3 separate regions of the Homo sapiens genome follow, and regions 1 and 3 are each linked to region 2. Evidence: read pairs that join two places in POLR2A ChIA-PET (ENCODE). Cell type or tissue: OCI-LY7. All regions are shown on one strand. Each heading gives the region's core, and the rest is flanking DNA. Links, peaks and the distances in the headings are about the cores only. Region 1 holds the start of LOC105376093 (a long non-coding RNA gene). Region 2 overlaps GCNT1 (glucosaminyl (N-acetyl) transferase 1). Region 3 has its middle 120 kb from the start of GCNT1.

Evidence for each region. ChIA-PET counts read pairs that join two places held together with the same protein. Peaks named below come from ENCODE experiments on the same cell type or tissue, not always from the same donor. Only the 100,000 strongest peaks of a DNase experiment are listed, where the experiment ranks them.
Region 1: POLR2A ChIA-PET joins it to region 2 with 17 read pairs; 2 of 35 experiments call an interaction of 5 or more read pairs at or near these places.
Region 3: POLR2A ChIA-PET joins it to region 2 with 23 read pairs; 4 of 35 experiments call an interaction of 5 or more read pairs at or near these places.

The regions. Positions count from the first base shown.
Region 1 is chr9:76,557,194-76,567,241 of GRCh38, forward strand. It overlaps LOC105376093 (a long non-coding RNA gene), which reads left to right and starts at 728. Exons shown (of 3, transcript XR_007061584.1): 1 at 728-3,672; 2 at 7,185-7,419; 3 at 8,496-8,535. In OCI-LY7, for the core only: no CTCF peak of the experiment used is centred there; DNase peaks (open chromatin) are centred at 4,877 and 5,414; H3K4me3 peaks cover 629 bases; H3K27ac peaks cover 1,360 bases.
Region 2 is chr9:76,468,133-76,478,180 of GRCh38, forward strand. The region is part of intron 2 of GCNT1 (glucosaminyl (N-acetyl) transferase 1); the gene reads left to right. Among named protein-coding and RNA genes, the nearest start is that of GCNT1, 14 kb to the left of the region's middle. RefSeq lists enhancers at 2,355-3,016, 2,941-3,030, 3,051-3,120, 3,832-4,101, 4,452-4,531. In OCI-LY7, for the core only: no CTCF peak of the experiment used is centred there; DNase peaks (open chromatin) are centred at 2,949, 4,249 and 4,969; H3K4me3 peaks cover 5,596 bases; H3K27ac peaks cover 6,024 bases.
Region 3 is chr9:76,571,718-76,581,765 of GRCh38, forward strand. No RefSeq gene overlaps it. Among named protein-coding and RNA genes, the nearest start is that of GCNT1, 120 kb to the left of the region's middle. In OCI-LY7, for the core only: a CTCF peak has its summit at 2,493; DNase peaks (open chromatin) are centred at 4,794, 5,994 and 8,664; H3K4me3 peaks cover 1,934 bases; H3K27ac peaks cover 3,810 bases.

The sequences.
Region 1 (10,048 bases), core at 801-8,800, 89 kb after region 2:
TTGCACTTGATGTATAGTCTGTATTTATTTACTTTCCATTTATGCTCTATTACTTATTTAAACTTGCTTTCAATGGTCAATTGATGTGCTTTCTATCTCTGGAAATTGCTTAGGTATCTTGCTTTGGTCAAGATAGAACACGTCGTAATTTTCCAATTACAGTTCATGGAAATATTTTTCATATAATGGCTCTCCAGAGCATCAGGGTTTATACGAATGAGTTAAAGTCATTAAGTGAAGGATAGGTTAGAGAGTTAAACACTCTCTATAATGTGATATGTTCCATCAACTCCAAGAGCTGAAAGCCTTGGAGAAGGGAGAAAAGACAAAGAACACATAATTGTCTCTTGACCTTGGGTCAAGACACCACACTCTGGTATTCCTCTTACCTCTTCACATTCCAATTCTTCTCAGTCTCTCATACTGTCTCTTCCTGCCTTTCATGACTTCAAAATATGAGAGCCCCAGGCAGTGGTGTGCTGGTAAATATTTGATAACTGTTTCTATTGGAAGGAGGGGGACCATGATGTGTAGTGTTTGCCAGTTTTCATGGTTCAATCATGTCCACTATGGCTGATTCCAAGCTATTAGCATGATGTCACTGAATGGGGAGTTGAGAAGAGATGTGTTCAATTAGAGGGGCTGATTACTAAACCCTAGGGTCAGTGGTGAGCCAGCTCCAACTCACCACTAGCCTTAGGGTTTAGTAATCAACCCCGCCTTTTAAAGAAAATTTATAGTCATTCCCTGGGTGATCTCAGCAAATTCCATGGCTTTGAATACCATCCATATGCTGATGAATCCCAAATTAGATCTTATGCCCAATCTATTCCATTTGCACATATTCTTATCCAACTGTCAACTTGACATCTTCATTTGAATGTCTAACAGGCATGTGAAATTTAACAGGAGCAAAACAGATCTCTTAATTTCATCCTTCCTTGCCTTTAAGTCTTCACCATATCTCAGTAAATGGCAATATCATTCACCCATCATTCAATTCTAAACCCTCAGAATTACCTTTGACTCTTGTCTTTCTCTCATACTCCATGCCCCACTCATTAGCAGGTTTTATTAGCTGTGCCTTTAAAATTTGTCTCAACTCACACTGATGCTCAACCACCACCTCCAATCTCTGCCACGTAATCTAAGCACAATTTCTCTCCTGTGATTGCATCCCTGCCTCCATTCTGTTCCTCTATAGTCAATTATTTAAAGCAGCCTCAGTGAGCCTTTAAAATGTAAATCATATCCCATCCCTCCCTTGCTTAATACCCCCCAATTAGCTTTTGATCATATTCAGAATAAAGTTCAAACCCTGCCACCTTCCCTAAGCCTTTACTAGTTCATTGGTTTTGCTAGCTCTCCAGTGTCAGCTCTTTCCACTCTGCCTTTTGCTTACCCTGCTTTAGCAGCACTGATCTGCTTACCATTATCAACACACCAAGTTTGTTCTGGGCTCCAGATATTTGCATTTCTTTACCCTCTGACTGGAAATATTTCCCCAAAGCCTCTGCTGTGGTTTGAATGTCCTTGCCAAAACTCATGTTGAAATTTAACGGCCATTGTAATGAAATTGAGAGGTGGGGACCCTAAGAGGTGATTAGGTCAGGAGGGCTCAGGATTCACATTGTTATCATGGGAGAGGGTGTCTGATACAAAAACTGAGTTCAGACCACTTCCCTCTCTTGTCTAATGCACTTGTTTCTGCCTTTTGCCCTACCATCATGAAATGACCCTCACCAGGTAGCCTGGCAGATGCTGGGGCCATGCCCTTGGACTTCCCAGCACCAAGAACCACAAACCAAACAAACTTAAGAACCATAAGCCAAACAAACTTATCTTATTTATAAATTACCCAGTCTGTGATATTCTGTTATAGTGCAAAAAATAGACTGAGACATTCTCTATCTCATATCTTCACATCATTCACCCCATTGAGGTTTTTTACTCAAATATTACCTCGTAAGAGAGGCTTTCCTTGACTGCCACATCCCAAAGGGTCCCTGTTGCCCCCCTCTACCATCCCAATACCTCTGTATCTTCTTTCCATGCTTAATTTTCCTTCATAGCACTTATTTCTATGTGGTTTATATCATTTGTTGATTTTTTTCCATGGGGGCTGGTATTCATCATGTTGAGTGCTAGATTCCTGACACCTATAAAGGTACCTTGCACACAATAGGTGCTTAATACATAATTTGATGAATAAATAAATAAAATGAGAAGTGAAACCATCTACTCCCACACAGCTTACCATCCATATCAGGGGTTGGCAAACTTTTCCTGTAAAGGGCCTGATAGTAACTATTTTAGGCTCTGTGGCCATATGGTCTCTTTCATAACCATTTAACTCTGTGTTTGTAGCATGGAAGCAGTCACAGACAACATTTGAAGGAATGAACATAGGACTGCTCCAATAAAACTATAAAAACTGGGCATGGACCAGATTGGGCCTTTGGGCTATGGTTTGCAAACCCTGGTGTTGGTGAAACTGATTGTACTATTTGGCTTCATGAATATGACCTTATTCCTCCTCTGTCTTCATCACCATGATTTTTCCACTCCAGGAACCTCTTGCTCAGAATAATAAAAGTTGCAAATATCTTTGGAAAAATTTATTTGAATGAACATCATACTGTGGAACCCTTCACTGAATTGTAACAAATGGATTTTCTCTCCAAGACTCTTCAAAATTCTGTCTCAAAATTCTTGCCTTGCTGTGTCTACCAGTCCTAAACTACTATATCTCAAGCTCCTGCAATGAAAAGCTTGCTTTCATCCACACCCTCAAATATCATCAATATTCCAACTTATTTTTCCCTACTCAATGGCGAAGATGGTCAAGGTAGTGATCTCCCTGAGTGCAGTAAGCAATTAACTTCAGTGCTGTGTGCTAGAATTTTCAGAGTCCACCATAGTGAAGGGCTATCCCAGAGGAAGTTATCATGTTGTTTCTGTTGCTTTTGCTATCATGATTGCTTGGCCTCCAAATTAAAGGATATACTAATTCACTCATTCATTAACAAATATATATGTTGAGAGCTTATTACACACATGTCCTCATGCCAGTTAGTCTTGATAGACATGTATAAGTAAAAACCAGGCAACTTTGCTCTGTGGAAATATGATAGAAAAAGATAACCTTTCCTCCAGTGATTAATGACATTTATGTTTACTTTCTGGAACTTTAAAAAATTGTGTCACCAGGGATTTTGACATGGAAAGAAACATTTACTCATTAAAATCGAGAGCTTCTTGGTTTCTTCAGTCTCCTAGGTTCAATAATCCACAAGTCTGCAACTCATAGTGCATATATCCAGGAGTTTTCTGGAGGAATGCCAGGCATGGCTGAAACAGCAATCTTTTGACCATAACTACTGGGGGGGGAAAGCAGCCCTTGCTGTAATCATCGTTCATAAAAACTCTGGAATTTACTTGCACAAAGAGCTCATTGAGAGCTGACAGTTCTGCTACAGCCATTCCTTTCTTTCCAAGGAGGAAGCATCAGAAAAATGAGTGGCCCAGCTTGTGCCATTTCTGCAAAGGGAGTGTTCAAAAGTCGGTGCCTTGGGTATCAGCAGGCTTGGCTTCCCAAATGGGTGGAGGTAGCAGTGTGGTCCTGGGGAGAGTGCCCGAGACTCGAGTCAGGGCCTAACTCTGCCAACTGAGGTGAGTCACTGAGCCATGCAGGGCCTCTATGTCCTTGTCTTGGAAATGGACATGGGAAAACAGTAGCACCTCATTTACAGGAGGCTCGTGTTAAATCAGCCAAGAAGATGGAGATTAAATTGTTGTATAAGTCAGAATCTCTTTACCAGTGCTAGTCGCTGTTATTATTTCATTAAGGCATGGTTAGAGTTGCCATTTTAGCAGTTTTACAAAAGACTTCCCTCTCACCCCACCCTCAAAAGTCTTCCCCGTAGTGCCAGGATTTCTGTCAACAGAAAAGCAATCTTTCTTTATCCTATTTATCCTCTTCTTGTTTGGACTCTTTTAAAATGCAAGCACCTCCCCAAAGGCATAATACATCAAAGTAATTCATACTAACACAGATGTGGCTTCTTGAATGCTTTGTTTCTCTCAGGAGGGATCAGGTGGTTAAGGATGGATAATGAAGAAAAAAAAGATTACTAAAAAGCTAGGAAAAGTCATTTTAAAAAGGAGGAATGCCCACAGAATAACAGAATTGCCTTAGCCTTGCAGAATTAAAAGATTAATGGTTTTTGAAGTGAAATGTAGGCAGGTTCCTTTTATATAAAATAGAAAAAAATCAAAGCTATAGTGGGAGTCTCAGAGTCTCACCCACCATCTCAGCCTCACGCTGATCCCTCTACAGCCCACAGGCCTCTCTGTGGAATCCCAGGGCTCTGAGAACAGTTTGAAAACCACTGCTGGCTTACCCTCCACATTGCAGAGGCAAAATGACCTCCAGGAAGAGAGATGGAAACAGCCACTCTTCTAATCAAGTGCTGGTGGCCCTACATAAGAACAAACTAATAATAATCAACATTTATTGAGATCTTACTAATCCAACGCTCTTTGGCTAAATCATATGCATTATCTGATTTAATCTCCAAAACAACCGTATGGGGTAGGTACTAATTTCCCTCCCATTTTACAGATGAGGAAACTGAGGCTTAGAGAGGGTAGGAAAGTCAGACTGAAGCCAGCTACTCCCTTCTGTCATATTGTTTTTGAAGAAAACTTTTATTTGTCCCTCTCTGCCCCTTGGCACCACAGATGTGATCTAGAATTTCTGTAGAACATATATTTAGATTTCAGTACAAACATACATTGTTTTTAGCCTGGATTGATATTTTAGAAGAGGAAGGAAGAATTTGAATTAAAATAGAAAGTTCTTTTGTGGGTGTAACAAGTGAGTGAGCATACAGGCTTAGGCACATGATGAGGTTCTATTTTCCCCCTATGTTGCCAACTCTGGGTCATTATTATTTTCTTTTCAAACCTAGCTTAAGCTTACTGAGTAAATGAAGAGGGGGAAAGTTGACATACTGCAAATAACAAAATACCCCACTTTAAAATCTGAAATTCATAGCTGGACCTGGTGGCACGTGCCTGTAATTCCAGTTACCCAGGAGGCTAAGGCAGGAGAATCACTTGAACCTGGGAGGTGAAGGTTGCAGTGAGCTGAGATCATGCCACTGCACTCCAGCCTAGGGGACAGAGTGAGACTCTGTCTCAAAAATAAAATGAAATAAAATAAAATAAAATCTGAAATTCCGATGGAAGAATTACTCTGCAAAGCAAAACAACATTAAGTGCTGTTACTGCAAAAAAAGAAAACAAATCTGAAACTAAGCTCATCATGGAAACTTTTAAGTGAACTCTAAAAGAGAGAAAGAGAAGGAAAGAAACCCAATGAATAAGGGCATTCTTCTTTCAGTTTAAATGTGCCAGAGAGAAGTGAAAAATACTTGATTCTCTCACTGGCAGGAACAGATAACCATTTTTGTATTAGTCACCAGCAAAGTCATCATTTACTTGGTTTTAACAGCTTCAGAATTATGAAATAGTAGTATTTCAAGACTCTGAACATTCTGCTTCAAGATGAGCCAGCCTCTCTTAGAGATAGAAAGATGAAAAAAATGGGGCAACTGACAGGCAGGCAGCTCATGCTGGTTTTTGAGTTATTTGTCTCATTCTTGTCTATTTGCAAGAGCTTGTTGCATGTTACAGACACTGACCCTTGGCTTTGGCATGACACATTTTTTTGAACTTTTTTTGTCAGTTGATTTTGTACCTGGCACATTTTTCAGATAAGGGATTTGTATCTGTTTATGTTCAAATATTTCTGTTTTTTTTTTCTCTTAAGTTTGTGGGATTCCAGTCTCTGTTAAGAAGGTATGCCTCATCTCTAGTTTGTACATACTCTAGGTTTTCTTACATGATTTTTTTGTTTTAGTTTGCATTTGAGACTTCATTCTTTTCTTTTCTTTTTTAAAATAGAGATAGGATCTAGCTCTGTTGCCCAGGCTACAGTGCAGTGGCCCAAACATAGCTCACTGCAGCCTCAAACTCCTGGGCTCAAGCAATCCTCCTGTCTCAGAAAGTAGGTGGGACTACAGGCACATGTCACGATGCTTGGCTACATTTAAATTTTTTTGTAGAGATGGGGGTCTCACTATGCAGCCTGGACTGGTCTTGAACTCCTAGCCTCAAGTAATCCTCCCGCCTCGGCCTCCCAAAGTGCTGGGATTGCAGGCTTGAGTCACTGTGCCCAGCTCTGAGCCTTCATTCTTTATGTAATTTATACCATTTTGTATTGTGTGAGACAGAGGTCTACTTTTATTCTCTTTTTGTGACTTGGTAGTTGTGTTAGCATCACTTATTAAGTAACCCATTCTTTTTTCCTTGAGTTGAAATAACACTTTTGTCAAGTGTTAAATTCACACCTGCATGGTGTGGAAGGGACTTGAAAAGGTCCTTCCCTTCTGGGACCCTCACCCCTAGTGGCTTTGATGCCCATCAGAAGATCAGCTGAGGCCAGGCGCAGTGGCTCACGCCTGTAATCCCAGGACTTTGGGAGGCTGAGGCGGGTGGATCACAAGGTCAGGAGATCGAGACCATCCTGGCTAACACGGTGAAACCCCATCTCTACTAAAAATACAGAAAATTAGCCAGCCGTGGTGGCAGGCACCTGTAGTCCCAGCTACTCGGGAGGCTGAGGTAGGAAAATGGCATGAGCCCGGGAGGCGGAGCTTGCAGTGAGCCGAGAACACACCACTGCACTCTAGCCTGGGCGACAGAGTGAGACTCCGTCAAAAAAAAAAATTCACACATATATTGAGATATCTTTCTGGATTCTCTATTCTGTTCTACTAACCTATTTATCCCTCCAAAGTACTATGTAGATTTTATCATAATGCCTTTTAAGGTGCCCTCCCCACTTACTGTTCTTTTCCCTATCTTCTTGGCTATTCTTGGGCATTTATTGTTCCATAACAATATTAAAAATCTTATTGGTGTTTGTGTTAGACTGATAATGTGCCCCCTTCAATCCTTATGATATGACCACTTCCCAGTCCATTGAACCTGTGAATGTTACGTTATATGGCAAAAAGGACTTTGTAGATGTGATTAAAGCTAATTATTTTGAGATGGGGATGTGATCCCAAATTATTCCATGGATTCTAAGTAATCACAAAAAATCCTTATAACAGGGACAAGGGGAGTCAGAGGCAGAAGAGAAGGTGTTGTGATGACAGAAGCAGAGATCTGAGTGACTCACTTTGAAGATGGAGGAAGAGGTCACAGGCCAAGTGATACAGATGCCAGGAGAAGCTGAAAACAGGAGGAAATGGATTCTTCCCTCAGAGCTTCTGGAAAAGATCAGTCTTGCTGATAACTTGACTTTAGCCCACTGAAACTGATTTTGAACTTTTGACTTCCAGAACTGTAAGAGAATAATTTTGTGTTATTTCAGTTACTAAGTTAGTGGCAATTTGTTATAGCAGGAATAGGAAATTAATACAGTGCTGAAGTAGAAGTTATGTTGCATTTATATATTAGTTTCCTGAAAACTGACACTTTTATAGTATTTGTTTTCCCATTCAAGAACATAGTTTCCTTTCTTTTGTTCAGACTCTGTTTTACTTTTTTCAATAAAATTGTGTGTGTATGTGTGTGTGTCCCCATATGGGATTTGCTTTTTCTTGCTATATTTATTCTGAAATATTTTATGTTTTACCATTGTTGTGAAGGAAATATTTTTCCATGTTTCTACTTCTATGTACTTATTGTTAAGATATAGAAAAAGCTGACCGGGCACAGTGGCTCACACCTGTAATCCCAGCACTTTGGGGGGCCGAGGCGAGGTTAGTTAGAGACCAGCCTGGCCAACATGGTGAAACCCCATCTCTACCAAAAAATACAAAAATTAGCTGGGCATGGTGGCATGTGCCTATAGTCTCAACTACTTGGGAGGTTGAGGTGGGAGAATTGCTTGAACCCAGGAGGCAGAGGTTGTAGTGAGCAGAGATCATGTCACTGTACTCCAGCCTGGGCAAACCCTGTCTCATAAAAAATAAAATAAAATAAAATATATGGAAAAAGCTATTAATTTAAAAATATTTATTGTTTATCCAACTGTGTTAACAAATTCTCTTAGTATTTTATTTCCTGTAGTAGCTTTTTACCAGTCACTTGAGTGGTTTTTTGTTTTTGCTTTTGTTTTAACGATCACACCATGAGAAAAACAAAGTGTTTTATTCTTGTTTTCGAATGTTAGTCAATTATTTAATATTGCTGTGTTAATGTGATTGAGATCTCTTCCAAGCCAATGTTTAGTCATGATGATGGTGAGCATTCCCGTGTAGTTTCTGTTCAATTAAAATGGCTTTAGCATTTTGTGCTTTGGGATACTATTGGCTATTGGTTTGGTAAATAGCCTTTTATATTAAACAATTTCTTTAATTCTTATTTTATTCATTAGGTATGGCTGCCATTTTACCGAATAATTTTTTTTTTTTTAGACAGGGTCTCATTATTGTTGCCCAGACTCATCTCAAACTCCTGGCTCAAATGATCCTCCCACCTCAGCCTCCTGTATAGCTGGGATTACAGGTGCATGCCACCATGTCCAGCTTTACTAAATAAATGGTAAGTACTTAAAGATATGATCATACATCCTCCTTCAAAATATGGTGTAATAGATTATACTGATAAACTCTCCGGTACTGAACAACCCGTAATTTCGTGGAAGAAGTCATGGTCTATCTTTTTTTTTGATATGTTACTGGATTCTAATTAGAAATGTTTTATTTAGATTTCTTGAATCTATATTCATGAGCCTGTCTACAATTTTCAATTTTGTCTTATTTTTATCAGCTTTGATTCAGTTTATTTTGCCTTTATAAAGTGGATTGGGGGCTTTTCATCCTTTTCTATGGCTTATAGTAATTTAAGTAAAAGTAGTATTGTCAGTTCTCTAAAGGTTAGATAAAATTCAGCTAGAAATTCATGGGCTTGGTGAATTTTCAAAATTTATATTTTCCTTCTCTTCCCTGACCCAATATTCGACACCTGGGTTTTTTCTGATATCATGTGAGTATTTTCATTCTAGAGTGTCATTTGAATTATTCTTATAAATCTTCCATTTCAAGAGCCCTTGTTTACACTTACCTTATCTTCAGTCAGAATCTCTCCATCTCTGCAATATGTGTATATACATACATGCGTAAAGGTTCGTTACTTACCAATCACTCTTCTTTATCTTTTCTTATATTGAGATTTATAATATATTCTAATTAACTTGATGTTTCATTAGTCTCTTCCTGAGTATTTTCCTCAAATAGAGTGCACTGCCAATATAATGATTTACTCTCTCTTACATCTTCTTGTATTTGTTTTCTTTCACTCTCATCAACTAAGGAAATAATGGCTGGGTATGGATCTCTGGGTAGCAGTCCTTTTCTTTCAGTATTGTGTGAGGATATGTCACTGTTTTTTAGTTTCCAATGTTTTAGGTGTGAGGTTTGATGCTATGCCTGTCTAATATATTTTTTTTCCCATTGTAGGTAACTTGTTATTCTTTCTGGAAGCCTATAAGATTCTCCTTAACGTTAGAGTTCAAGGTTTTTATTAGGATATGGGTAAACGTGTATTTTCTCAGTAACACTGAATTCTAATGACTAATGATGTTGAGCATCTCTTCATGTGTATATTGGCCATTTGTATGTCTTCTTTGAAGTAATGTCAGTTCAAATGTAATACCTCATTTTAATTAGTTTATTTGCCTTTTTACTATTGATTATGCTTTTGTTGCTCATTTGAATCCATGGCTTCCCAACATTTTCTGGATTTCTTTTTTTTCTTTTTTTTTTTTTTTTTTTGAGACAAGGTCATGCTCTATAGCCCAGGTTGGACTGCAAGGGTGCAATCTCGGCTTACTGTAACCTCTGTCTCTCTGGCAGAAGTAATCCTCCCACTTCGGCCTCCTGAGGAGCTGGAATTACACATGTGCACCACCACACCCAGCTAATTATTGTATTTTTAGTAGAGGTAGGATTTTGTCATGTTGGCAAGG
Region 2 (10,048 bases), core at 1,031-9,030:
GTGATCCGCCTGCCTGGGCCTCCCGAAGTGCTGGGATTACGGGCGTGAGTCACCGCGCGCCGACCCTCCTTCAGTCCTGTGTCTTGTACGGTGAATGTGGTTTCTAAGGTGGATAAGGAGGCAGGGATTCCTTGCCTAGCTGGAGCCCTGCTCACCTGGCCATCAAGCATACTGTGAGATGTTGCAAGTTAGGAGCTATAGAGTGTCATCGAGTTGTTTAATTTTAGAAACACAAAGGCTTTAAATTAGAGCATCTCAGGTTAGACTTGTCCCTGAGCGGGTGATAGGTGTACTGAGATACTGCATTTCTCTCAGCCCTCTCCCTTAAGCCAAGAGAGCTGAAGCTGATGTTTGATGGTTACCTTTTGGTATATATGTCATGGCATGAGAAAGAATCACTGCTTTAGTCTGTAGAAGCTTTGTCGTCCTTTGCCATGCCCTGGGGAGGGAGCAGGACCATCCTTTGCACCCATCAGAGCATTCCTAGTTCTTTTGTTGCCAGATACGTAAGAGTGGTTGAGTTTACAGGTGTCTGCATCTCTCTTTAGCAGAAAGATGGGGTTTCAAATGTGTTGCCTCTTTCCAATTTTGCTATGCCTATCAGTAGTCAGATATTTTGGGGAGAAGGGAAAAATCCAAGGTAAATGTGAGGTTCTTACAGTGAATTACTTTTCAAAAGAAATTTCTGCTACCAAGGGGCATTTGGGAAGTGGCTGTGTGGAGAAGTTTTCATTGTAATGCGAACATATTGCCAAAAAATATTGTACATTTGTGAGTTATCAAAGCTCTCAAAGGAAAAAAAATTAAAAACTGGGAAACAGAATTGTCATACTACTTTAATTGAAAAGTAACAATGAGTTTTTAATCCATTTGTTAACTTTATGGGGCACCTGCAGACTATTTTGATTAGTCTTTACAATTGATTGAAACCCACTGGGCAAATTTCGCCAAAAAACTATGTGATTGGTGGATAGAGGAAACTAAGTGTCAAGATTTAGGTAGCAGAGCCAAGAGTGCACTACTATAATTGAAGTAATAAGTTTTATTGCATCCTCCAAGTTTTTGAATTATGATACATGTAATTTATTAGTACAATAGTGAGAGACAGGACTAGCTGGATTTCCTAGGCCCACTAAGAATCCCTAAGCCTAGCTGGGAAGGTAACCGCATCCACCTTTAAACATGGGGCTTGCAACTTAGCTCACACCCGACCAATCAGGTAGTGAAGAGAGCTCACTAAAATGCTAATTAGGCAAAAACAGGAGGTAAAGAAATAGCCAATCATCTATTGCCTGAGAGCACAGCGGGAGGGACAATGATCAGGACATAAACCCAGGCATTCCAGCCAGCAACGGCTACCCTCTTTGGGTCCCCTCCCTTTGTATGGGAGCTCTGTTTCCACTCTATTAAATCTTGCAACTGCACTCTCTTCTGGTCCGTGTTTGTTACGGCTTGAGCTGAGCTTTTGCTTATTGTCCACCATTGTTCTTTGCCGCTGTTGCAGACCTGCCACTGACTTCCATCCCTCTGGATCAGGCAGGGTGTCCGCTGTGCTCCTGATCCAGCGAGGCGCCCATTGCCGCTCCCGATCGGGCTAAAGGCTTGCCATTGTTCCTGCACGGCTAAGTGCCTGGGTTCATCCTAATCAAGCTGAACATTAGTCACTGGGTTCCACGGTTCTCTTCCATGACCCATGGCTTCTAATAGAGCTATAACACTCACCGCATGGCCCAAGATTCCATTCCTTGGAATCTGTGAGGCCAAGAACCCCAGGTCAGAGAACATGAGGCTTGCCACCATTTTGGAAGTGGCCTGCCACCATCTTGGGAGCTCTGGGAGCAAGGACCCCCTGGTAACAGTAGTAGATACATAGAATTTTTAAATAAACATACTTATATTAAGGGTACTCTTAGGGTCTATACTAAGAAATTTTGCATGCTTGTCATTAAAAGCTTTGAGTCCAAGTCCTGTGTGTGTGTATATGACTTTGACTCTAAGTCAAGTGTAAATGTAACTGTATAGATATGCCATGTATATAATGTAAATAAAATATATACATATATTTATAAATAAGGCAGTCTGAAAACTTGCTTGCTGGTGAACTTTAAAACAGCCTCTTTCTCGTGATATACCCCTCCAGTTTATCCAGTGGAAAAGAAAATTACTGCTGGATTAAAAACAAGTGCTTAGGCTAGGTGTGGTACCTCATGCCTGTAATTTCAGCACTTTGGGAGGTCGAGGCAGGCAGATCGCTTGAGCCCAGGAGTTCGAGACCAGCCTGGGCAATATGGTAAAACCCCATCTCTACATAAAAATACAGAAATTAGCTGGGTGTGGTGGTGTGCGTCTGTAGTCCCAGCTACTCAGGAGGCTGAGTTGGGAGGATTGCTTAAGCCCAGGAGTCGAGGCTGTGGTGAACTGTGATTGGGCCACCACATTCAAGCCTGGGTGACAGAGCAAGACCCTGTCCCAAAAAAAAAAAAAAAAAAAAATGCTCAAACTAAAGAGTGATAAATACATTGTATACATGTCTTGTTTCTCTTGAAATGTGTACATTTTATCATTCCATAATGTATACATCTATCAAAACATCACATTATACCCCATAAATATATACAATTATTATTTGTCAATTAAAAATTAATTTTTTTTTAAAGCCACTTAATGTGCAATTTGCAGACGTCTTCTGGTTAGTCCAAGATTCAGCGGGGGTCAGGTGATCAAGAATTTCCTGAAATCAGCAGCTGGATCCAGGAATGGGCTTAGGACACCATCCCAGACTTTGGGGCCCGCCAGGCTTGTTTGTCCTCTTCATGTAAATGCAGAACTTGCCTCTGAAATATGCCTAATCCTTTCATATAGGTGGAGCCCCTGATCTCATCCATTGTCTACACATTTCTCACATCTGTTATGCTAACCAACACAGTCCTTGTATTCACCTTGTGAGGATCTGGTTCTCACACTACTTATGCTAATTAACAAAACCTCTGGTTTGCAATTAAAAATCCTGAAGCACATGCTATATCTGCTGCTGGAGTGCCCACCACCATGGCTGGCTGATTTTTGTATTTTTAGTAGAGACGGGGTTTCACCACGTTGGCCAGGGTGGTCTAGAATTCCTGACCTCAGATGATTTGCCCACCTCGGCCTCCTAAAGTGCTGGGATTACAGGTGTGAGCCACTGTGCCCTGCCACACTTGTCTGTCTTTATGCCTTTGTTTCTTGTAATTTATGGGACCACAGACTCCACCCCTATACTGAAGACCTAGTAATTGCTCCCAGAATTGCTCCCAGGAATGTGCTCCTGCCTGGGGCGCTTGACTTCCACAAACCCCAGGGTATAGATAAAAACCCGTGCATGTATGTCTCACTGCTATGCAGAAGTGTTTTTCAAGTCAGAAATAGACAGCCCACCAATTTTGTTGTTGATTACTTGTGGCAGAAAACTTATGAGTTCCCTGAAAATAAGAGGCATGGCTATAAAAATACAGGATTTAAAAAAACATGTATAAGTGGAAATTAGTACCTTTAACATAAGTGTTTTCCAAAGACATTTCTGACCATTTTGAGGCATGTCCTCTGTGCTGTATTCTCCTATTAGGAAAGACACCAGTTTTTGATGGTAGATGTGATTTTGCAGCATGTCAGAAGTTAGCATTATGAGGTAGATTGGTCATGCTCAGTAATATTATTTTGGGTCAAAATAAGATGTAAATTTTTTTTTCTTTTGAGACCAGTCTCGCTTTGTTGCCCAGGCTGGAGTGCAGTGGCATGATCACAGCTCACTGCTGCTTCTCCCCAGTCAGCTCAACTGGTTCTCCCACATCAGCCTCCCGTAAATATTTTTTAAAAATGGACTAGGGGCTGGGCATGGTGGCTCAGCCTGTAATGCCAGCACTTTGGCAGGCTAAGGCTGGCAGATCACTTGAGGTCAGGAGTTCGAGACCAGCCTGGCCAACATGATGAAACCTCGTCCCTGCTAAAAATTAAAAAAAATAGCCAGGTGTGGTGGCGTTCGCCTGTAATCCCAGCTACTCAGGAGGCTGAGGTGGGAGAATCACTTGAACCCGAACCCGGGAGGCGGAGGATGCAGTGAGTCAAGATCGCACCTCTGTACTTCAGCCTGGGCAACAGAGCGAGACTTTGTCTCAAAGAAAAAAAGGAAATGAGAAAAGAGAATGTGTGACTGACACCACAAAGAAATGTCAGATGTCTCTTTTGGGGTTCTGTGGGTGGCCCTCCCTCCCAAAAAAGTAGAATTGAGTGAAGGGAATGCAGTAGAGCGTGAAAGAACACATACCCACAAGGGTGAAGCTGCAGGCTCTGGTTAAAGGCAGCTTTCCACTAGATCTTGACCCTTATGCCCCAGGGCCTCAGCTTTTTCTTGAGTTACAGAGGAGGGTGCAACTTGGGGCTAGATGGACTTTTTTGTTATGGACTTGCCATATGCTCTTCTTGTAAGTTTTCTTTGTCATGTAAGTTTGAGAAATGCTGAATACCATGTCTCTGTCTTTAAATATTTACAGTAGACCTGACTGTCTTAAGGGCTAAGAAATAAGGAGCCAAACCAGCAACAGAGAATCTTGTCTTTCTTTTCTTTTCTTTTCTTTTCTTTTCTTTTTTTTTTTTTTTTTGAGATGGAGTCTCGCTCTGTCACCCAGGCTGGAGTGCAATGGCGTGATCTCAGCTCACTGCAACTTCTGCCTCCCAGATTCAAGTAATTCCCCTGCCTCATATTCCGGAGTAGCTGGGATTACAGGCGCCTGCCACCATGGCTGGCTAATTTTTGTATTTTTAGAAGAGACGGGGTTTCACCACGTTGGCCGGGGTGGTCTAGAATTCCTGACCTCAGATGATTTGCCCACCTCGGCCTCCTAAAGTGCTGGGATTACAGGTGTGAGCCACTGTGCCCTGCGACACTTGTCTGTCTTTACGTCTTTGTTTCTTGTAATTTATGGGACCACAGACTCCACCCCTAGCCTGAAGACCTAGTAATTGCTCCCAGAGCTGCTGTTTCCAGCAACACTAGATGCTTCCTGAAGTTTCTTTCAGCTCTACAATGGATGCATTGTTCTAAAAATAGTTTCTAACTATATTGACCAAGCCTATAATTTCCTCCAGAAACCTCAGCATATAACCTCTGAGTGAATTCCTGGAGAGCAGGGAGCATGTATTATTTATGTTTGTATTTTTCTCCCCAGAGCCTAGGAATCTATTTTGTATAATAGATTCTCAGTATAGAATTGAGTATATTGAAGTATTTGTTAGTAAACTGGAAATATGGATTTTCATTTTTGAAGTCTGAAAAAGTTACCCTTAGACATGAGCTCAGATTTGAACAAAAGTCAAAAAAGGGAAAATAATGAATAATAATACATTGCCAATATTAAGGGCTCATTATTTGTCAAATACAGTATAAACATGTTACAAGTTAGCTCACTTACTCTTTATAAAAACTCTAAGGTATATATGATAATTTCCCCAATGAAATTGTTTAAAGTTAATTAGTTTTTTAAAAAAACAACAAAAACGCTGAAGCTAGGAGAGGCTAAGAATTTGCTGAAGTTTGGGTTGGGGAATGATGACTCCCAGGTCTCCTGCTGGGGCAGTCCGGTTGGAGAGCTGAAATCATTGCCACTGTACTCTTCTGTGTCTCAGATGTAAACAAACCCAAGAGAAAATATTCAGGACTGGGCACAGTGGCTCACACCTATCATCCCAGCACTTTAGGAGGCCTAGGTGGATCACTTGAGCCCAGGAGTTCAAGACCAGCCTGGGCAACAGTGCAAGACCTTGCCTCTACAAAAAATATAAAAATTAGCCAGGCATGGTGGCATGTGCCTGTACTCCCAGCTACCCAGGAGGCTGAGGTAGAAGGATCGCTTTGAACCTGGGAAGTCGAGGCTGTAGTAAGCTTTGGTTACGCCACTGCACTCTAGCTTGGGTAACAGAGCGATACCCTGTCTCAGAAAAAGAAAGAAAAGAAAAGATTCAGCCACTAGTAATCAAAGAAATCACAAAGTGAAACCTTGATGATGTACCATTTTACAGTTGCAATATCGGCAAAAATAATTATACAGTATATTCATATACAGTCATTTAACATTATATATAATTAAAATGTATAGTAAATGTAGAGAAAATGGTATCCAGATGTTACTGGGGACAGTATAAGTATCGTTTATTTGGAAGGCAGACAAGAGGCACAGAAACTTACAAGTAGTGACCTAAAATCCTTATTCCTGGGAATTCCAAGGAAGTCCTTTAAAAGCAAAGCAAAAACAAAGCTATGAATATACAAAGCTATTCATAGTTCATATTTATAACAGTATAATTTGGAAATACCCTTAATATCCAACCATAAGATAAACTAATTGTGACAAAAACAAATGATATTTTGATAGCCAATAAATCAAAAAAGAATAGAAAATGAAATCCCTGCTGCTATTACATCTGAGCAAAAATATAAGTGTATTGTGCAATGTTACGTACCAGAAGAGAACATGGAACGTGAACGCAGAGGATGTGTAAGTGAAGTTAGATTGTCAATGGATTTTTGTTTTTGGGAAATTATATGCTTTGCAAATATATTTAATTGGAGCTTATTTTGGAGAACTGTCACCATTTTATCCCAGTTGGCAATTTTTAAAGAAAATTACTGAAGTGAACATAAAAAATGGAAACATTTCAGAAGTGTTTGAATAAACATCCCCTCTCCAAAAAAGAAGATCCTCACTGAATAGTTTTGGGTGTGTGCTTCTCAGTTTTTCCAGTGCATGTTTATAATATATTTATCTGGAGGCTGGTTTTTTTGTTTGTTTTGAGACGGAGTCTCGCTCCGTTGCCCAGGCTGGAGTGCAGTGGCACGATCTCGGTTCAAGCGATTCTCCTGCCTCAGCCTCTTGAGTAGCTGGGATTACAGGTGCCCGCCACCACGCCCGGCTTTCTCTGAACATACTGAGGTGCAGCTCATCTTTGAATACCACATCATCTCACATACCTCTTTTCATGTCATTACAATGAGAATTACTTCATTCTTGGCTTTAGTGCTAATTTCAAATTCAATAACTGTACCAAAATATAATTTAGATGATGTGGAAATGGAGAATAAAGATTGCCGCTCAGGTTTATGAAGCTGTTTAAAGGGCACATTCACAGCTTAGATCACAAATCAGTCCCTGAGGGTTGAAGAGGTTGCTCTGATGTGTCTTAACACTGAAGCCTCCAAAAAGAGAATCTGTAACATTCATATTCGCAGGAAGATTTGGGGGATTCCAGAGCTCCTCTCTGGAAAAGACTATGAGCTATAAGGCACACTTAACACAAAGCATCCAAGATGCTGCCCTACATTTTTTGGGAGAAAGGAAGTGGATTTTGTAATATTTGGACATTTGATGTTTTTTATTTTTATTTTTTGAGTTCATGCTAATTGAATAGACCCACGGAGTAGTGTGGGAGACAAGCCTGAGACTTGACCGAGGCCACTAAGGGCTCTCCAAAGCACCCACATGGATAGCTTCACGGAGACAGAGTGATGTGGGATTCAGTGCTGAAGTGAGAGACGACGATAATTCCTGTTTATTGAGCATGTGCTGTGTGTACCAGTCACTGTGCTTGGCACTTTACAGATTACTTAAACATCACTGAACAAATGAGAGGAGTCATTACCATATCTCCATTTTTCAGATGAGGAAACTAAGGCTCAGAGAGGTTAAGCAACTTGCGGAAACCATGCATTTAGGAAGTAACTAACATAGGCTATGTCTTCACTTCTGTTTGACTTCACACTTCTGTTTTGCTCCGTGGCCTCCAACAGTGAATGATGTTGATTTCAAAGAGGGGCAATCATTGTGGTTTGGGAAAGGACCAGAGGAAGGAGTTGAGCTGGATTTTGAACATGTAGAGGAAATTGGGGAGACAGTGCTTTTTATTTTTGCTAATGGTTAGCCTTTTGCCATCTGGAATAAGGATACTTAATCTGACAGTCACATTTAGCAAACTGAAAATCCAGATTTGAGGGCTATCTCTAAAAACAAGGAATCTAGAATTTGGGAACTAGCATTTCTAAGACCAAGCCATTTAGGAGGCTCAAGTACTTAAAATTGGGACCGTTCAGAAAACCCAAGACGTGTGGCCCATGTGACACACAGGATGGGTGACCTCAGGGCCAAAAACCCAGGGCCACCTAATCTTTAAGAGGGGACAAAATGAACTTTAATTTTCCAATCCAAAATTTTGTTTCCATAAAACCGTGGTGTTCTATTTGGTATTATAAACTGCCTACTTTTAGATTTGAAAAAAAAAAAGAGAAAAAGAAAAAAGTCCATTACTCTTCAGTGTGGAATTTCAAAGTAGACAATGAGATCTTTTATTCTCATTTTTGGCCTGCAATGATAATGAGGTTGAAGATTGCTATTTAAAAAAAAAAACACTGTTTGTTTTCTGTATGTATATATAAACAGATATTTCTGCTCAAGCCCATCAAAGTCAGCCTCTGCAAATGAAGTCTCCTGCCTGAGAGGACAGGTTTTTTCCATGTAAAACTGTGTTTCGCTGTTACTTATACTTTAAGCAAATTGGGGTAACAGTAAATGTGCACAGGCAGTCGGAAACACACTGGCCTTTTGGAGAAACTTGGACAACCTTTGTTCTTTTATCTCTAAACTTTCATGACACTAAACTCAAAAAGGTTATTTTTCAGACAACCTGCGGTCATACCTACTTATATTTCCCTTATTCTAATATATTGTTCTTCACTGTCTTCTCTTAAATTAATTTTATTTATTTATTTATTTGTTTAGACAGAGTCTTACTCTGTCACCAGGCTGGAGTGTAGTGGTGCAATCTTGGCTCACGTTTGAAACCTCTGCCTCCCAGGCTCAAGCGAGTCTCGTGCCTCAGCGTCCCGAGTAGCTGAGATTGCAGGTGTGCACCACCACGCCTGGCTAATTTTTGTATTTTTAGTACAGACGGGGTTTCACCATGTTGGCCGGGCTGGTCTCGAAATCCTTGCCTCATGTGATCTGCCTGCCTTGGCCTTCCAAAGTGCTGGGATTACAGGCACGAGCCACTGCGCCCAGCCTCTTAAATTAATTTTTAAAAGCCTCTTCTGGGGCCTGGAGTGGTGGCTCACGCCTGTAATCCCAGCACTTTGGGAGGCCGAGGCGGGTGGATCACGAGGTCAGGAGTTTGAGACCAGCCTTGCCAACATGGTGAAACCCCGTCTCTATTAAAAATACAAAAATTAGCTAGGCATGGTGGTGCGTGCCTGTAGTCCCAGCTACTCAGGAGGCTGAGGCAGGAGAATTGCTTGAACCTGGGAGGCAGAGGTTGCAGTGAGCCTAGATCATGCCACTGCACTCTAGCCTGGGCGACAGAGTGAGACTCTGTCTCCAAAAAAAAAAAGCCTCTTCCATGTAACATTCTTCATCTCATTCACTTACCTGCTCTGAAGGTGCATCTAGTCACGTCGTAGTAAGACAGCTGCATCTTTTAAAATCATAACAAAGAGACTGAAAACTCCCAAGGTTAAATCTGAGGAAATTCAGTGCATTAAGCATATTTGCACTGTTGTGCAGCCATCTCACCCTAGCCATTCCTAGAACTTTTCATTATCCCAAACAGAAACTGTACTCATGAAAACAGTAGCTCCCCATTCTTCCCTCCCCCAGCTCTGGAAACAACCATGCTACTTTCTGCCTCTGCGCATTTGACTACTCTAGGTACCTCTGTAAGTGGAATCCTAGTGAGAGGTGAAGCCAGCTGGGCTTCTGGGTTGAGTGGGGACTTGGAGAACTTTTGTGTCTAGTTAAAGGATTGTAAATGCACCGATCAGCGCTCTGTGTCTAGCTCAAAGATTGTAAACGCACCAATCAGCACTCTGTAAAAATGCACCAATCAGCGCTTTGTAAAATGGACCAATCAGCACTCTGTAAAATGGACCAATCAGTGCTCTGTAAAATGGACCAATCAGCAGGATGTGGGTGGGGACAAATAAAGGAATAAAAGCTGGCCATCCCAGCGAGTAGCGGCAACCTGCTCAGGTATC
Region 3 (10,048 bases), core at 684-8,683, 100 kb after region 2:
TTTCAATAATAATGAGATGGGGCATCGCCGCGGAGCCTCGGTTGGCCTCGGATAGCCGGTCCCCCGCCTGTCCCCGCCGGCGGGCCGCCCCGCCGTGCGCCGGGACCGGGGTCCGGGGCGGAGTGCCCTTCCTCCTGGGAAACGGGGTGCGGCCGGAAAGGCGGCCGCCCCCTCGCCCGTCACGCAACGCACGTTCGTGGGGAACCTGGCGCTAAACCATTCGTAGACGACCTGCTTCTGGGTCGGGGTTTCCTACTTAGCAGAGCAGCTCGTTCGATGCGATCTATTGAAAGTCAGCCCTCGACACAAGGGTTTGTTAAAAAAAAAAGAAAAAAGAAAAAAGAAAAAAAGAAAGGGAAAAAAATAATAATAACAAAAGCAAATAAGTAATAATAATAATAATAATAATGAGATGGGAAATGTGGCCATGTGTTTTTCTTGTGCTTTTGCACATTCTCTCTAGGCTTTGTCTGTGGTCATGGAATAAGAAAAGCCTTTTGGTTGCCTTGTTTGGAATAGGTGCGGCTTTACTTCATTCTCCACCTGAGAGGGTAGTTTACTGCATGGGGCATTTTGTTTGCTGGGAAAAGAATCCATGTATGAATCATACCACTTAACATTTCCCTGCCAGCGCTGTGTGCATCTTTTGATGTGACATATTTTTGTTTGTTTGTTCTTTTCTATTTTCGTTGTTCTTCTTCTTAAAAATGACAACTAACTTTGTTTAAAAAAAATTGTGTTAAACAATCTCAAAGTTACAGACACTTTGTAAGAACAGTACAAAGAACATCCCTTGAACCAGTTGATAGTAAGTTGACTACCTTGGATAGTAAGTATCTCCCCTGGATACGTTAGTGTGTGTTTCCTAAAAACAGGACATTCTTTTACAACCATACTGTTTTTAAACTATGCAAGTTAACACTGTTGTATTACAGCAATTTAATCCTCAGACCGCATTCAAGTTTCATCAATTGTCCAGTGAATCCATCACAGTTAAAGAATCCACTTGAGAATCCTTTGTTGCATTTAGTTGTCAATGATTTTAGTCTTCTGTCTGCAGTGGTTAGTTTCTCTATCTTTCCTTGACTGTTCTGACTTGGGTGCTTTTGAAGATTACAGGCCAGTTATTTTGTAGAAGTCACTCAATTTGGCTTTGTCTGATATGGGACTCAATTCATTCAATTCATGCATCTTTGGCAGGAATTTCTCAAGTGACCCTTAATACTTTTTCTTTTTTGAGACGGAGTCTCGCTCTGTTGCCCAGGCTGGAGTGCAGTGGCGCGATCTCAGCTCAGTACAATCTCCACCTCCCAGGTTCACGCCATTCTCCTGCTTCAGCCTCCTGAGTAGCTGGGACTACAGGTGCCCGCCACCATGCCTGGCTAATTTTTAATATTTTTTAGTAGAGACAGGGTTTCACCGTGTTAGCCAGGAGGGACCCTTAATACTTTTTACTGGATCCTATCAGGGATGCACAAATTCAATTTTCCCATGACTGCTGATTGTTCACTTTGATCATTGGTTAAGGTGCTGTCTGCTTTTCTTCTCCATTAGGAAGTTACTATTTTTCCTGCTATCATTAATACATATTTTATGCAGGAGGTTCTATGTAAATATTCCATTCGTCCTCAAACCTTCCATTTATCCATATACTAACATTATTAGGACTCATAGTTTTCTACTTTATTTAAGGAGTTATAATCCATTACAACAGTGATTCATTTTGATGATGAAGCTGGTTTCTGTGTCCTTTTGATATATCTCTATCATTTCCTTGCTTTCTGACACAAGGTTCATACTCAAGTTTCCTACCTCAGTCCTGGAATCAGGACTTGAATCCTGGAATCCTTGAAATCTCTCCAAGAAGCCCTGGTTTCTTTTAGTGGAGAATGGTATCTAGAAGAGGAAATCTGGGCTGTGTTTATTGCTAAGAGAGATTCTCTTAGTAGACAGAGTTGGAGGATGTATGTAAGTATATAGCTGCATAAAAATATATGAAAGTATATACATACATACACACAAACACACATATACATTGTCATCTGTATTTTTTAATCTATCTATATTGAAAACTGTAAGTGCACCCCAATAGTTTTCTTTTTTCCACATCTGTGACTCTGAACTCCAACAGTTAAGAAATCTGGCTCCCATTATCCTTAAGTCTCCTTATTTGCTCAATCCCCCTGTAGGAAGCCAGTCTCCTATCAGAGCCACTGTCCCCCTTACCCCTCACACACCCTCCTTACCCTGTCCTTGCTCTGACCTGCCACCACCACCCCTCAGAAACTGCCCTTACCCTGCTTTGACTCGGTCCATGACATGCTGCTGACCCCGCATGGACATCATCCTCACCCCATCAGGGTTCTGGTTCCCTACCCAAGGGCTATGTGCCATGCAGTTCCCCTCCTTGGCCCCTTGGGCTGTGACTCCCTACACAAGGCACTCCCGGCTGTGGCGGTGTCATCCTTACCCAGCAGGGTCTCCAGGTCCCCATACCAGTTTGCGGGCATCTTCCTTGGACTCTACACCTATGCTAGGCTGTCTCTCCATGGGGCTTCCCTCCTCGTCGTGCTGGGGTTCCCACCCCCACTACAGGCACCCCTCTTAGCTGGAAGCCCTTCTTGTCTACTTAGGCTCTCTGATATACCAGGCTGTCCTCAATCATGAATACCCTCCTCACCCTGTTCAGGGGAGACACCTATGCTGGGCCATCACCCCTACTTCAGAGTAACCAACTTTCTCTGCCCTGCTGAATGACATTAGGACTGAATTCTTCCAGTAGAAAAGGGAAGAAGACAAGGAGAAAGAGGAAAAGAAACATGATGTTTCTTCTGAGCCCTAAATCATCACCACGACCAACCCTGAGTCAGCACTTAAGTTGACAGGAGAGTTGGCTTCTGATCAAGTATATTTTGGTGGCCACCTCTGGGCAAGGAGCTAAAGGCCTAAGTAATAAAGATCCTCAGGAGACAGGGCCTCCAGCTAGAAGTGAGGAAGCCCGGAGTCCAGTCCTGACCCTACCTTTTCCAGCAGTATTGTTGTTCTACCTCCAGTCCTTTGTATTACGGGGTGATAAGGAAATACACTAATCAACAAATAAGATGCCTGATAAGACTACCTTTCTCCAAATATATAACGTTGTTGTGAAAAGGAAGCAAGATTAGGTGTTTTGAAATGTCTTGAAAACTTTAAATATCTAGGCAAATGTGACATTTTTATAAGAAAAATATTTTGTCAGGAAATATTAATGTAATGGGAATTTTTATTAGGGCAATCCTATTATCTTTATGACTTAAAAAATTGATGTGAATAGGCTGGGTGCAGTGGCTCATGCCCGTAATCCCAGCACTTTGGGAGGCTAAGGCGGGTGGATCACTTGAGCTCAGGAGTTTGAGACCAGCCTGGCCAACATGATGAAACCCCAGTCTCTACTAAAAATACAAAAATTAGCCAGGCATGGTGGCAGGCACTTGTAATCTCAGCTACTGGGGAGGCTGAGGCAGGAGAATCGCTTGAACCCAGGAGGTAGAGGTTTCAGTGAGCTGAGATCGCGCCACTGCACTCCAGCCTGGGCAACAGAGTGAGACTTTGTCTGAAAAATAAATAAATAAAAAAATAGGCCGAGTGCGGTGGCTCACACCTGTAATCCCAACACTTTTGGAGGCCAAGGCAGGCGGATCACGAGGTCAGGAGATCCAGACCATCCTGGCTAACATGGTGAAACCCTGTCTCTACTAAAAATACAAAAAATTAGCCGGGCATGGTGGCGGGTGCCTGTAGTCCCAGCTACTCAGGAGGCTGAGACAGGAGAATGGCGTGAACCTGGGTGGCGGAGCTTGCAGTGAGCCGAGATCACGCTACTGCACTCCAGCCTGGGTGACAGAGTGAGACTCCATCTCAAAATAAATAAACAAATAAATAAAAATAAAATAATTTGATGTGAATAAAATATATCCCAATACATAGAGCTGAAAATGTGTGCTGGGGAAATAATATATGGGATGCCTGGGTGGAGGTAGGGGCAGTACACAGCCATAACATGCTAGATCCTGTGAGACCAGAACCCAGTAAGCTGATGGGGAGTGTGTTGAAGAGCTTCCAATTTAACTCAATTTGCCTGTTTAGCTGATTTCACTACTGTGAACTTTGAAACAGCAAGATTCCTCCTATGATCATATCCCCACCTCCAAATTTACTTCTCTTTATTTCATCTGTAGAAATAACCTCTGGGTTCTGATACACTTAGGAGCTTCTAGGGCTTCCCTTATCTTTACTGTCTACTGTCTAGATATGTATGGAATCTAGTTGAACTATCCCCTGTGTCAGTAAAAGAAGCTAACTAAATGGTATCTCTGGGTCTGAAGATTTCTTGATTCCTACGGCTTTCATTTACGCAAAAGGAAAGAACTTGATTTTTTTTCTGTATATTATGAATAAAATCTCATTTTTGGCGCTTTTATGAGATACTCTAATACATATTTAAATTGCTTTTCATTTATTCTTGGATTCTAGAATAATACGTTAGTAAGTACAAAACCAAACCAACAAAGAACCTCAAAACTACTAGCCCTACACTGATTACACATAAAGACTGGACTCTAACATTGCTCTGTGTTCTAAGGGGCCTGGGCTTCATTTTTAAGATTCAAGAAAAAAAGCACAAAAAGGAACCCAGCCCTTTCAAAAGAAGAAATGAGGATGAAGGTGGGGGAAGGCAGAGTTAAGCTAAATCTCCGTGCTAGAGAAAGAGCGTGTGTATTACAAGGAAGTGGTCTGTTCTAGCAGGCAGTTGGGCGATGAGGTTGAGGGAGGTGGAACAGTTGACTCATGGCTCCGTCTTGCATTTGGTTTGCTGCTAAGAGCCTTTAAAATTCTTAACTATTTCTGGGGGCTTTCTTAGCTCAGTAGTCACTGAGAGAAATGAGCTGAGCTAAGGAGTGCAAGGGGAAACAGGCTCCCTGAAGGGTGACCCAGAGGGTGTCGCTTTCTGGGCACTGGTTTTAACTGGATTGGATGACATTTGGGGATTAAGTCAGTCTCCTGGATATCTCATTATTCATCCATTTGTTCCTTTTGGAAATAGTTATTGCATACATAGGGTTTTCAGATGATTTAAACCAAAACACCAGACTCACAAAAAATTTATAGACAAAAATAATCATATTCCATTGATATGGAAAACTTATTGATGATCAGTTAAAGATGGTGGTTTCAACATCTATGTTTATCTCTGTTCTCTCCAAACATTCCAATAAAATGAAAATGGATGATTTTTTTTTTTTTTTTTTTTTTTTTTGAGACGGAGTCTCACTCTGTCGCCTAGGCTGGAGTGCAGTGGTGCAGTCTTGGCTCACTGCAAGCTCCGCCTCCCGGGTTCACGCCATTCTCCTGCGTCAGCCTCCCGAGTAGGTGGGACTACAGGCGCCCGCCACCACGCCCGGCTAATTTTTTGTATTTTTAGTAGAGACGGGGTTTCACTGTGTTAGCTGGGATGGTCTCGATCTCCTGACCTCGTGATCCGCCCGCCTCAGCCTCCCAAAGTGCTGGGGTTACAGGCGCAAGCCACCGTGCCTGGCCGATTTTTTTTTTTTTAAGGCACAAACCCATAAGGACAAAGAGACTTGGAGTGGAGGAAACACCAAGGAAAAATGGAAAGATGGAAAGCTGACGGATGAGTGTGAGCTGACCCAGCAGATTCGGTGAGGCCAACACCTAAGCTGGCAGTGAGGGAAAGTGAGTCATCCATCCTATTTGCACCACAGAACCACAAAAATGCTCAGAAATTGGGGCCACCAGGAATTTCTAAAATGAGGGTAAATGGGAAAACAGAGTCAGTCAAAAGTCTTTTTAAGAAGCAGTTAGGCCGGGCGCAGTGGCTCACGCCTGTAATCCCAGCACTTTGGGAAGCCGAGGCGGGCGGAACACGAGGTCAAGAGATGTGAAACCCCGTCTCTACTAAAAAAAAACTACAAAAAATTAGCTGGGCGTGGTGACGGGCGCCTGCTACTCAGGAGGCTGAGGCAGGAGAATGGTGTGAACCTGGGAGGTGGAGCTTGCAGTGAGCTGAGATCGCACCACTGCACTCCAGCCTGGGCGACAGAGCGAGACTCCGTCTCAAATAAATAAATAAAGAAGCAATTAGACTCCCAGCTTCCTTCTCAATGCCTTGCAGCAGAAGACCTGCCCCTCCCCTCACCTTTGCACTAGACTGGAAATTTAGTTTCTAGAGCTGTACTGCTCAATACGGCAGCCACTAAGTACATGTGGTTTCCGAACTCTTTAAGTCTGGTTATTCTAAATTGAAATGTGGGTTAAGTGTGAAATACATGCCAGATTCTGAAGGCTCGGTACAATTATAAAAGATTTTTAAAAACATTGATTATATGTTGTAGGCTGGGCTCAGTGGCTCACACCTGTAATCACAGCACTTTGGGAGGCTGAGGAGGATGGATCACTTGAGCCCAGAAGTTCAAGATCAGCCCGGGCAACATAGCAAAATCCCATCTCTACAAAAAATACAAAAATTAGCCAGGTATGGAGGCACATGTGTGTAGTCCCAGCAACTTGGGAAGCTGAGGCAGGAGAATCACCTGAGCCTGGGAAGGTCAAGATTGCGGTAAGCCATGGTAACATCACTGCACTCCAACCTGGGCAACAGGGCAAGACTCTTATCTCAATAAATAAGTAAATAATGGAAACATTGATTATATGTTGAAACAATAATATTTTTGATCAATGGGATTAAATAAAACACATTAAAATTAATTTCTCCTGTATATTTTTATTATTTTTTCATGTGACTGATAGAAAATCTAAAATGACTTCCGTGGCTCCCATGAGATTTCTGTTGGACAGCGCTGCTCCGGAGAGTATGAACCAATGGTGACTAGGGGACAAGGGGACAGCAGAGGAGTTTCCACACTGAGAATAGGTTGGTCAAGCAAAAGCTAAGATTAAAGAGAGCCCAGTCCTCTCTCTCACCCAGATCCCAGAGTGCTGGCAGCTAGTCTCCTAACCCACAAGTAGGAGATGGCAATATTCACTTCAGGGGAAGCTGACCAGCCTGAGGAAAGTTCTAAAGATGCAGAAGCAGACACCATCAGCCTTCTGCCCGTGTCCCTCTTAGCATCCACTTCTGCACCTAAAGATGGTTTCCTGCCAATTCCTGCAGCTTTCTTCAGGTGAACGCTTCTCTCAACCTGCAGACAGACCCAGCCAGAAGAGGCAGAGAATTCACAGGCTTCAAGGTGGTTGAGAAGGGCGTGGCTCTCTTGCTCTTCCATCAGGGAGAGGATCCTGAGGGGCGTGACCTACACTGACCCCCAGAGCCCCCCACAGAATTGAGCTCTGATTGTCCACCCATGCTGACTCCCTTCCCTTTCCTGCCACTTCTCCACCTCCCTACCAGGGTTTCCTGAGATGACCTCTGAAATAGATGACCTGAATGGGGCTCTCTGTTTCTACATCTGCTTTGAGGGAACCTCAGTCAAGACAAATTCTGATAGTTGGAGTTTCTCCAGGAAAACAGTCCAGCCATGTCATCCTAAAGGGAGGCCACCAGTGGATAAGCCTCATCTATACACAGAACTCTTTACTTTTATTTATTTATTTGTTTATTTATTTATTTATTTATTTATTTATTTTAAGACTGAGTCTCACTCTGTCGCCCAGGCTGGAGTGCAGTGGCACGATCTCGGCTCACTGCAACCTCTGACTCCCAGGTTCAAGCGATTCTCCTGCCTCAGCCTCCCAAGTAGCTGGGACTACAGGCACGTGCCACCATGCCTGGCTAATTTTTTGTGTTTTTAGTAGAGACGGGGTTTCACCGTGTTAGCCAGGATGTTCTCAATTTCCTGACCTTGTGATCTGCCCGCCTCGGCCTCCCAAAGTGCTGGGATTACAGGCATGAGTCACCGTGCCTGGCCTATTTTTTATTATTTTATATTATTTTATTTTATTTTATTTTTGAGATGGAGTCTCACTCTGTCACCCAGATGGGAGTGCAGTGGCATGATCTCAGCTCACTGCAACCTCCACTTGCTGGATTCAATTGATTCTAGTGCCTCAGTCTCCCAAGTAGCTGGAATTACAGGCAGGCACCACCATGCTCAACTCATTTTTGTGTTTTTAGTAGAGACGGGGTTTCACCATGTTGGTCAGGCTGATCTTGAACTTCTGACCTCAGGTGATCCACCCGCCTCGGCCTCCTAAAGTGCTGAGCCACCGCGCCTGGCCAGAGCTTTTTATTTTTTAATCTTTATTTTTTTATACTTGATCTTAGCCAAAAGGCTGAGAAGCGATTAATCTTTATTTTTTTAATCTTTATCTTTTCATCTGTATTGTATAATTGGTATCCAAAAAGCTGCACATATTAATATACACAATTTAGTGACTTTGCACATAAGGACTGTTAAAAGATAACTTTAGACAAATTAAATTTAACAGAGTTTAACTGAGCAAAGAACAATTTGAGAGTCGGGTACCCCACCCCCACCCATCAAACAGAATACCTTCAGAGCAACTCCAGGGCTGCTGCGTGGTTAAAGAGAATTTATGGACTGAAAAAGGAAAATAACAGACAAAAAACAGAAGTGAAGTACAGAAACGGCTGGATCGTTATAGCTCAGTGTTGGCCTCGTTTGAACACAGTTTGCACAGTCGACCGCCTGAGTGGCTGAAGTATAGCTATTGTTACAAGAGTAGGGTGCAGTCTGTTTCCACATCTGGTTAGGTTGCAGTTGACTAAGTATGGAGAAGCCTTTAGGCTGACTTAAAATACGTAAGGAGGCAGCTTTAGGCTAAACTTAATTTAGCAGTACTTACTGTTAATTACAGGCACTGTCTTACAGAGCAGATCTCTGGAACTTACTCACTTTTGTATCACTGTAAGTTTATACCCATTGAACAACAACTCCCCATCTTGCCCTTCCCTACCCCCTAGCAACCACCATTCTATTGTCTACCTCAATACCTTTGATTATTTTAGGTGCCTCAGATAAGAGAGATCACACAATATTTGTCCTTCTATGACTGACTTATTTCATTTAATAGAATGTCTCCCTGGTCCATCCATGTTATTACAATAGTAGGATTTTCTTCTTTGTTAAAGCTAAATAATGTTCCATTGTATGTATGTACTACATTTTCTTTCTCCATTTGTCCGTTGATGGATATTTGGGTTGCTTCCATATTTAGGCTACTGTGAATAATGCTTCAATGAACATAGGATTGCAGATATCTTTTCCAGATCCTGATTTCAGTTTTTTCAGATGTATACCAGAAGCAAGATTGCTGGGTCACATGGTAGTCCTGTTTCTAATTTTCTGAGGAAACTCTATACTCTTTCCCATAGCAGCTGTACCATGTTACATTTCCAGGAACAGTACGTAACGGTTCCCTTTTCTCTACATCCTCTCAGACACTGGTTTTTATATTTATATATAAAATACATTTTTATACATAAAAATGTATGTTACATACAATATATATTTAAAATATTTTTTAAAAATAGGTACTGTATATATATATATAAAGTATCTGAGAGGATGTAGAGAAAAATATATAATACATTTTATATATATATATAATGGCCATCCCAACAGGTGTGAGGTGATATCGCATTGTGGTCTTGATTTGCATTTCCCAGATGGTTAACAATGTTGAGCATCTTTTCATATACCTGTTGGTCATTTGTATGTCTTCTTGAAGAAATGTCTATTTAGATATTTTGCTCATTTTTTGATCAGGTTATTTATTATTTGTTTATTTTCTTGCTCTTCACTCAGGGTCTTTTAGAGTCGACTTTTAAATATGAGCAGAAAGCCCAAACAACCATTGAGGAAATCCTCTAATAATTCAGACAGTAACACAAAATTTTGGGTTCGTCTAAAAGTAATCATCTATTTATGGCTGATTTTTTATGACCTGCTTGTGCATGGGAGTGATATTGTGCCCTAACAATACTAAATGTGCAAAAGGATGCATGCATGTCTGTGTTTGTTTCACTAAACAGAAAGCTAAAACACTGGACTGTCTGCCTCATAGTTAA